2 separate regions of the Homo sapiens genome follow, and region 2 is linked to region 1. Evidence: chromatin contacts called from ENCODE Hi-C or POLR2A ChIA-PET data. All regions are on one chromosome and are shown on one strand. The core of a region is the stretch at or near the end of the contact, and the rest is flanking DNA. Distances in the headings are between cores, read along the strand shown.

What was found. Hi-C counts contacts between places; a loop is a spot of excess contacts on that map. ChIA-PET counts read pairs that join two places held with the same protein, here RNA polymerase II (POLR2A). Pooled maps may share reads with other maps.
Region 2: a map of posterior vena cava shows a loop between it and region 1 (2.8-fold over the local background). The contact joins the enhancer-like site here to the promoter of SCNN1B in region 1. A Hi-C loop is called at or near these places in 1 of 168 maps with a recorded cell type or tissue (posterior vena cava) and 1 of 50 pooled maps. POLR2A ChIA-PET finds 5 or more read pairs at or near these places in 2 of 52 experiments (GM12878 and MCF 10A).

Annotation. Positions count from the first base shown.
Region 1 is chr16:23,299,849-23,304,850 of GRCh38, forward strand. SCNN1B (sodium channel epithelial 1 subunit beta) reads left to right here and starts at 2,454. Exons shown (of 13, transcript NM_000336.3): 1 at 2,454-2,589. RefSeq lists enhancers at 1,652-2,169, 2,170-2,686.
Region 2 is chr16:23,391,527-23,396,541 of GRCh38, forward strand. COG7 (component of oligomeric golgi complex 7) reads right to left here. Exons shown (of 17, transcript NM_153603.4): 15 at 1,707-1,821; 16 at 854-997. Among named protein-coding and RNA genes, the nearest start is that of COG7, 59 kb to the right of the region's middle. Within about 2 kb of position 1,710, at least 11 of the 41 ENCODE cell types and tissues checked have a DNase peak (open chromatin) inside an H3K27ac peak, as active enhancers do.

The DNA.
Region 1 (5,002 bases), core at 1,204-3,703:
CCAAAGGATTATAAATCATGCTGCTATAAAGACACATGCACATGTATGTTTATTGCGGCACTATTCACAATAGCAAAGACTTGGAACCAACCCAAATGCCCATCAATGATAGACTGGATAAAGAAAATGTGGCACATATACACCATGAAATACTATGCAGCCATAAAAAAGGATGAGTTCATGTCCTTTGCAGGGACATGGATGAAGCTGGAAACCATCACTCTCAGCAAACTGACACAGGAACAGAAAACCAAACACTGCATGTTCTCACTCATAAGTGGGAGTTGAACAATGAGAACACATGGACACAGGGAGGGGAGCATCACACACCAGAGCCTGTCAGGGGGTGGAGGGCTAGGGGACGGAGAGCATTAGGAGAAATACCTAATGTAGATGATGGGTTGATGGGTGCAGCAAACCACCATGGCACGTGTATACCTGTGTAACAAACCTGCACGTTCTGCACATGTATCCCAGAACTTAAAGTATAATAATAATAAATAAAAAAGACTGAAAAAAAAAGCAATGGTGGGTCAAGTTATATGAAGCTGAATTTACTTCATTTACTTCAACTAAAACAACAGATTGCAGCCGACTGAATACGAGAATCCAGCTGTCTCTTATTAAGCCAAGCATTAAAGAGATTTGCAAAAATGCTAAACAGTGCCCTTCCCACTGATTTTTTTTTTTTGAAAAATATTTTTCAGCCAGGCATGATGGCTCACACCTGTTATCTCAGCTCTTTGGGAGGCTGAAGTGGGAAGATTGCTTGAGGCCAGGTATTTGAGACCAGCTTGGGTAACACAGCAAGACTTTGTCTCCAGAAAAATAAACTTTTTTTAATTAGCCGGAAGCAGTGGCACACACACCTTGTAGTCCCAGCTAAGGCAGGAAGATGGCTTGAGCCCAAGAGTTTGAGGCTGCAGGGGTCACACCACTGCGCTCTAGCCTGGGCAACAAATTGAGACCCTGTCTCTCTTTACCAAAAAAAGAAAAAAATTGTAAAAAAGCCTTTTATTTATGTCAACAAGTAGTGGGTTTATTATAGTGTAATGCATTAATAAATATTTTTAGGTATCAGTTTTAGTTTCTCATATGGAAAGTATCATTATATAAACAAAATAACATATATGTGTTAAAAACACGTGTGTGTGTGTGTGTGTGTGTGTGTGTATTCCACATAAACAAAAAGTCTCAGGTATTCTGTAATTTTTAAAAGTACAGAAGATTCCTGGCTGGGCATGGTGGCTCACACCTGTAATCCCAACACTTTGGGAGCCCGAGGCGGGTGGATCACTTGAGTCCAGGAGTTCCAGACCAGCCTGGCCAATATGAAGAAAACCCATCTCTACAAAAAACACAAATTAGCCGGGCATGGTGGTGCATGCCTGTAATCCCAGCTACTAGGGAGGCTGAGGCAGGAGAATTGCTTGATTCCGGGAAGTGGAGGTTACAGTGAGCTGAGATGACACCACTGCACTCCAGCCTGGGCAACAGAGTGAGACTCTGTCAAAAAAAAAAGAAAGAAAGAAAGAAGAAAGAGAGAGGTAGGGAGGGAGGGAGGTGGAGAGAGAGAGAGAGAAAGAAAGGAAAGAGAAAGAAAGAAAAGAAAAGAAAAATACAAAAGATTCCTAAGACCAAAAATTTTGAGAATGACTGCATTAAGACAATCTATGGAGAAATATACAGGAAACTAAGTGTTAAGGATATTGGCAAGAAAGTGGCTGAAATGATAGTCCTGAAACCTTGACTTGATGAGAAGAGAAAAGAAAAGGAAGGGAAGATTCGAGGAAATGCGCAAGGCCCGCCAGTGCCCTGAGGCTAGAGCACAGGTGTAGTGGGCACTCCAGAGGGGGCCAGAGTTCCCAATCTCGGGGTGGGCTGTTTGAATTTCTAATGCAAAGATAGGACCTATCGGGGATGACTGAGATCTGGGAGGTCTCCACCTTGGTGGAGGTGGAAGAGGCGGAGGGAAGAACGTTCCTGGGAAAAGTGGCTGCATATGTCCCCCTAAAGTCACCAACTTGCCCAGAGGACACTGTGTCTGCAGGGGTGTGGATGTGATGGGGGCGCGCCTGTACTGGTGAGCGCGATGCTTCGCCTAGGTGAACGGGACAGGTACACGCGTGGGGTGGGATGGAGTGTTCATATATGTGGCTTGTGATATGTACTGAGGGGACGTGGGGTACACTCGGATGAGGGGTCTGTGGACATATTCGTGGCGCATGTGGGTATCGCTGGTGTCCCGAGGTGGGGAGGGAGAATGCGGAGCGCGTGCGTGCGGGGGGCGTCCAGTGTCCCTGAACCTGGCGTGTGGGGGCTGGAGCTTATTGGGAGGCGAGGGAGGTGGCCAGGGGAGCCGGGACCGTGCGTGTGGCCAGGCCGGTAGCGCCCAGTAAGCTCCACCCGCGGGCGCTCCCCGTGCTTCCCCGCCCCTGAACCTGCTCCCTCCCAGTCGGTCTCGCCGCGCTCGCCGGGTGTCCCAGTGTCACCAACACTCGGCCGCCGCCGCCAGCTTGGCGCGCACCGCCGCCTCCGCCACCGCCGACAGCGCGCATCCTCCGTGTCCCCGCTCCGCCGCCCGAGCAGGTATGACGGCGAACCCTGGCTCGCACCCGGTCTCCCGCGCGCTGCCCGGAGTCCCTGCGCGCGCGCCTTCTCCTGCCCAACCCCGGCCCGCGAGCTCCTGTCCCGGCCTCAGTTTCCCACGGGAGGGCGCTTGGGTGCCTGTCTGAGGCGCCTGGGACCCGGCCTGGGGACTGAACGGGTTGGGGGCGGAGGGGAGAGCTGGAGGCTGGGAAAAGCCCCCAGGGTGCAGAAGGCAGACGGGGCCAGGGTCCCCGGCGTGTCTGGGACCTCAGAGACGGCGGCAAAGTCCTGGCATAGAGTGGGCGGGGCAAGAAGTTGTTCAAGAGGTGACAACAATGAAACTCGAGAGCGCTTTCTACGTGCTGGGCACAGCTCAGCAGAGCGCCTTGCTCAAACGACCTAACTTCGCTCACAGGGCATCCCTGTGGGGTGGTTCTCTTGCTGTCCCCATTTTGCAGAGGTGCAAACTGAGGGTCAGAGGGTGGGGAAGCTTCCCTACGTCCCAGGAACAAGTTGCTGAGCTCAGATTTGAACCCAGGCAGTCCGACCCTGGAGCCTACCTCGTGGGCTGTCAGTGGCGTCCGGGGAACGTGGGTTTCATTTGGGGTGATGTGGTGGAGGAGGCCAGATCCGAACGCCCTGCAGTTGTCTGCGCTGAGGATTCTCAAGTGCTAAGTTGATGTCTGGACAATGTCATATGACTTAGGTGTGCTGTGGAGGGAAAGGGTCTGGGATATAGTACAGGGACATTCTCACTCTAGCGTGGAGGGGGAAAATGAGGCACAGAGTTTAGGGAGGAAGCAGCAGAGACCTCCAGTCCACAAAAGGCACATCTTCCCACTCACCTCCACCAGGGAGTAGGGGCAGAACAACCAAGACTGGCTTTGGTCCCTGGCAGCCCAGCTCTCACAAAGCCGGGTGGATGGGTCTGAAAGCTCCCAGAGACCTGAGCACCCCTGTCTCAGATCCCAGCATCCGTGAGTGACCCAACCTGCCTACCCATTGAGCTGTGTAATTCCATGCAGAACACAGGGATCCATTCTTCTTCCTCTGTAATCTTCCACCCCTGCCCTCCCAGCTCCCCAAAGGTAAACACCTTCATAATTTGGAGTGTTTCCTTCTAGACCCTTTCCCCCACCTACACAGTCATATATACAGAGCCATAGAAAATATGTAAAATACTTAGTAATGTAGTAATGTTGTAGGTGGATATTTAATAGAAATGATGCAACCCTTGGGAGGCTGAGGAGGGCGGATCACTTGAGGTCAGGAGTTTGAGACCAGCCCAGCCTACATGGTGAAACCCCATTTCTACAAAAAAAAAAAAAAAAATTAGCCGGGCATAGTGGTATGTGCCTGTAATCCCAGCTACTCAGGAGGCTGACGCAGGTGGATCGCTTGAACCCAGGAGGTGGAGGTTGCAGTGAGCTGAGATGGCACCATTGCACTCTAGCCTGAGTGAAAGAGCAAGACTCTGTTTCAGAAAAATAGAACTAGAAGTAGAAATGGTACAACCCACCTATGTCATTCTGCAACTTGAGCCCTCTCATCACCAGTTATCCATGCTGCTGCATATAAACCCAGCTTATTTATTTAAACTGCTGCATGGATTCCCGCCGTGGATAATGCCTACCGATGGGAATTTAGGTGACAAAAATTTTCAGGTTGGTTTTTATTTCAGCATCTTCTATAAATTGTTATCTCTGGGTTAAGTTCAATTTATTTTTCTTTATCCTAAACTAACTTCACAGGATCTGAATTTAGGGGATGAGGTCCTCTCTTTTCCACTGCTCACATACGGACCCATGAATGCATGCACACACACACATGCACACATGTGTGTACATATGCATGTTCACACACAAGCACACACGGGCACACATACATGAGACATACACACAAGCAAGTGTACATGCATGCATACACACACACAGGTGTGTGCACACACCTCTATTCTGTCTATGACCAAGGACAAACACCACACTTTCTCTAGCTGCAGTCTCTGCAGGTCCCTAAGGCTGAGACTCAGCCAGGCCACTAGTTCTGCCTGGCCATGCCCCAATGGGCAGAGGTTCCATCGGGGCCACCTCCAGGGGTTCTCTCTAGATGCCCTCCAAAGCCAAACTCAGCCTCCAATAGCAGACAGAAGGAGCTGAGAACCACGAACCACGGACTGGCAGATTGGACTGTCCAGGGTCCTGTTTGTGTACCACAAACTGTAGGTCCAGGCTGTGGCCTAAAGAGAGTGTGTTTGCTATAGACTGACAGGACCCTTAAAAGTTTGGTGGAACCCATGATCTGGGTTGATGAAAAGCTAGAATCAGAGACACTACATTATAATCCCAGCTTCACCCCTTCCTAGTTCAGGCAATTCCCTTCCCCTCCCTGAGCCGTAGTTTTCACATCTGTAAAA
Region 2 (5,015 bases), core at 460-2,959, 91 kb after region 1:
CACCTTGCTTCTAGTTCTTCTTCTGCAAAACAAGAGCCAGAAGCCGGTTGAGCCTGGCTCAGCCCTGTGGTCACTGAGGACGAAGCTCTGGCTGTGTCCCCAGGGAGCTGATCTTTCAGGCTTCTACCACCCGCTCTCCTGACCACCCCGAGAGGTGCGTTAGGCTAAAGAGCAGACAAGGTATTGGAATGGCATCAAGAGACTGGGGAGACTCCCTGCCACCTGCCAGCAGTAGCCCCATGCTCAGAGTACACCTGGGCAGTGAGGCCCTCCAGTGAAGAGGGCAGGCAGGAGCAAAGGGGACACGCCCACTGACTTGGCAGGCAGGATGCTATCTGGATGGAGACCACAAAGTGACCCTGGCCACATGGCCTTGTTATGGAACTGCCCTGGGCCTCCGTTCCCTATCGGTATGATGGAGAAGAGAGCACCCACCTCACAGGGGAGTTTGGAATTACATAAGACGATGGGTGCGAGTGCTTGGTCCAGCGCCAGGCATGCCTGGTATGCAGTAAGAGCTCATTAAACACTGGTTGGGAATTATGGCACAAATGGAGCGGGCCAGGTGGGGCCAGGCTGCAGGACTCGCTGAATCTTATCTCACTGAAGCTCCCCTCAACGGTTCTCAAGTCCTCTTCGAAAACATAGATGTCTGAGCTTCAGCCCGGTCTTGCTAAGTCAGAATCTCTGGGGCAGGGCCTGGAGAACCTGAATTTTCAACCAGCTTCAGAGCCAAATCCACAGCTGAAGCTAAGGGAAGACTTGGGATGAGATTCCTGGAGGGCAAAGGAGAAACTGACAGATGCAGCAGGCAAGAGCTGTCCCTCCCACCGCCTGTCTTGTGGGGACCCACCGATGTCAGTGGCCAGCTGCTTGGCAGAGTGTGGGCTCAGCTCAGGGATCTGTAGGATCGCATCACAGTAGGTCTGCATTGTGGCTCTGGCGATCGAGCCCAGCCAGTTGTCAGCCATGTTGTCCAGCTCGGGCAATTCATCCCCTGAAAAGAAAAGGAGGTCACCAAGGAAAACACAGGCCTGCAGTAGCTGCTGAATGCACCAAAGTACCAGGAAGCTTCTGATCTCAATGGCAAACACAGGAAACCGAAAACAGTTACATCTTAGGGCCAGGTGCAGTGGCTCATGCCTGTAATCCCAGCACTTTAGGAGGATGAGGCAGGCGGATCATTTGAGGTCAGAAGTTCGAGACCAGCCTGGCCAACATGGTGAAACCCCCGTCTCTGCTAAAAATACAAAAATTAGCCAGGCGTGGTGGTGCGCGCCTGTAGTCCCAGCTACTCAGGAGGCTGAGGCAGGAGAATTGCTTGAACCCAGGAGGCGGAGGTTGTGGTGAGTCAAGATCGCGCCACTGCACTCCAGCCTAGGTGACACAGCAAGACTCTGTCTCAATAATAACAATAATACAGAATACAAAGTTACATACAAAATACCATCTGCTTACAGAGCAGAGCCAGAAGGCACAAGCGAAAGTGGAAATACCAGTGCGTTCCGCAGTGGGATGTGGTTATAGATTTTTCAAGTTGTGATATTGTTTTAGATACAGCATGTGTACAAAAAGTACATGTTAGAAGGTTAAAAAAAAACAGGACTTGGTGACAAATGAGCCCAAGGATAAGGTGTCATCTGGAGTTTCTACCCTGGAAACTGACAGCTTGACTTGTAACATCGCCAGAAACGGTCCCCGCTTACCCTGCTCAGGAGGAAATGGCAGCTTTCCAGCGTGCAATGCCAACTCTAAGGCAGAGTCCTCCTGAGTCACAAATGGCTCAAGATTCAGGGGGAGGGACATGATGTACTGCCCGATCTGAAACAAAAGAAAGCGCTGTTAGCCTGACATTGACACATACGGGTTATTACTTTATGGGTACATTTGTGTGAAGGCAAACGGCAGAGAGACAAAATTGCTAGACCTCGGGTGATCCCAAGTCTGATCTTTCTAGTATGTGGCGATGCTTGTTATGGCAGTACCCTAAAAAAGAATCACTGGTAGCTTGCATATAGATTATAGATTCATCCTTCTTATAATGACCTCAATATTTTTGAAATGCATTCAACACAATCTCTATCTCCAATGAAGTAATGGATATCAAAATGCTTTGTAAAATTTGAAGCATTGTGTAAATATAAGTATTATTACTGTTCATAGGTGAAAAACCAGTAAGATACTAGTGTCAGAATGTGTGGGGCCAAGCAAGAATTCAAATCCTGTCTTCTGAGGCCAGGCACAGTGGCTCACACCTGTAATCCCAGCACTTTGGGAGGCCGAGGCGGATGGATCTCCTGAGGTCAGGAGTTCAAGACCAGCCTGGCCAACATGGTGAAGCCCTATCCTACTAAAAGTACAAAAATTAGCCGGGGATGGTGGCAGGCACCTGTAATCCCAGCTACTCGGGAGGCTGAGGCAGGAAAATCACTTGAACTCGGCGGGGGCGGAGGTTGCAGTGAGCCAAGATCATGCCATTGCACTGCAGCCTGGGCAGACTCTGTCTCAAAAAAAAAGAGACTCTGTCTCAGAAAAAAAAAAAAAAAACCTGTCTTCTGGATTTGGATCTGATTCTCTCCCTCCTAGATAATTTAACCAGAAGAAGAAAGGAATTCTGTTTGAAAAAAAGCCATTTATAACTATAAATTACTTTGGAGAAAAAACTATATTGTTTTCATAATATAAACTCTTGAAACTAAAGATAGACAAAACCTTGGCTGGTGGGGAATTGCAAAAGGTCATTTGCAATTGTCCTAAAAGACATTTAGGACATGCCCACAATTAGCACAGTCTTGGTCATGTGTTTGTCAGATATCCACGTGATGCCAAGAGTGTATTTTAGACCACTGTTTCCTATTTCTATTGTAATTCATTGTTTTGTGTTTTAAGGTTAAGTATGTGTTTTGTTTCAAAATAAGGGGGTTGACTTTTCAGGTTTCAAAATGATAATATATGTTTTTAAAAGGTCTTTCTGCCTGTTGTTGTTTTTTTTTTCTTCCTGCTACATATTCATTCCATGACATTCCTGTCACTGTTAATTAACTCTGTAAACTAAAAGTCAGGAGACTATCAAAGCAAGAGCTTCTCAATCTGGCCTCACACATGTCTACGTAACAGCGGGCTCCTTTCAGGGTGTAGTGTCCAGAAGTTAACACAGACTCGAAAATCTACCCAGACCAGAGAACTACAGGATGATCATGCCCTTCTTTCCAAACATTCAATATGGTTTGGCTGTGTAAGTGTAAACATCCATTATTAGTTTGGTGTTCCTTTTTTCTTTTTTCTTTTTTTTTTTTGAGACAGAGTTTTGCTCTTGTTGCCCAGGCTGGAGTGCAATGGTGCAATCTCGGCTCACTGCAACCTCCGCCTCCTGGGTTCAAGCAATTCTCCTGCCTCAGCCTCCCGAGTAGCTGGGATTACAAGTGCCCACCACCACACCTGGCTAATTTTTTTTGTATTTTTAGTAGAGACGGGGTTTTACCATGTTGGCCAGGCTGGTCTTGAACTCCTGACCTCAGGTGATCCGCCCACCTCGGCCTCCCAAAGTGCTGGGATTACAAGCGTGACCCACTGTGCCTGGACTGGCGTCCCTTTATAAGAGGTACACAGATGGTAAAATAAATCATTTTTTTCTTTCATGTACTTAGTATAATCTTTCACCCAAAGTAAGCAAGTGGCCACTTACCTCACTAATAACAACAGCTACTGTAAATTTCAGCTTGAAGTGTTAACAAATTCATCATTTTTCCCCAAGGCTGGGGGAAGAGAAGGATGCTGATTTCTGGTGTTGGAATTTCTCTGTACTACAATAATTCCTCTCAACAAGCCCTTCCTGAACACCTACTACGTACAAAGACCCCAGACATACTCCTATATTTGGTATACCTTTCATCTGTAGCCATAAGCTTTGGCTAAGTCCACAGACTCAGTTTTACCTTGCATATATATTGTTTTTAAATTTCAAAGCATTTTCTCCTATTTCATCTCTTTACAATGCTCACATGATTCTGTGTGGGTGAGGGCTTTCACCAACAAGGCAAAGTATCATTTAGGTGAAAAATTTCAGTAATCTGACATCTCTAACTTCAATCAATTGGCCTTAGACTGTAGGGATTGCTGGGGTTCCTAGATCTCACAGTGCAGGTTTCTCTCAGGGATCTTGTCTCTATTCACTCCTTGGAAATCAATATGGAAAGGGCTGCTTAGCATCCCACCTGTGGGTATTTGTCTACTATTCTCACATATGCAATCAATATTTCTTGATATCCTGGTTGGGTTAACTCACTGACTTGGGAAAAATGAAAAGTTTTGAGGTCAGACAGACTTGGGTTGGAGTTTTGGCTCTATCACTGTGAGAACCTGGGCAACTTAATCTGTCAGGACCTCGGATCATCATCGCTGAAATGAGGATGACCTCATATTACTTCAAAAGGTTGTGGTGAGGGTAGAATTAATACGTGTGCTATGCACGTAAAGCAGCTGGCGTCCTAACAGAGCAGCCACTGGGTAAGTCGCTGCTTCCTCCCAGCCCCACTCCCACTGTGAAGGAGGGCTGCCACACCTGTCTCATGGACATGATCTGGCCCAGCCACTAAACAACCTGGCACTGTCTCTGCACACAGTACGTGTTCAATTAGGTGTTCCTTTCCTGGGTTCAGGTCATCAGCCTCCGTACAGCTCAGGAGGACAGCAGCAGGCAGGGAAGGGCCCGGGCCTGGAAACTCCTCCTAGCCCTCATTCCCTCTCTAGACCTCAGTTTCTTCAACTTTAGAATCAACTTGGTAGCCACTCAGGTCCCTTCCAGCACCATCATTTTCTGAATCAATTTAGACTGCAAGCATACTATCTCTGCTCTAAAATCAGATCATTCAGCCGGGCACAGTGACTCATGCCTGTAAACTCAGCACTTTGGGAGGCCAAGGTGGGCAGATCACTTCAGGTCAGGAGTTTGAGACCAGCCTGGTCAACATGACGAAACCCTGTATCTACTAAAAATAGAAAAATTAGCCAGGTGT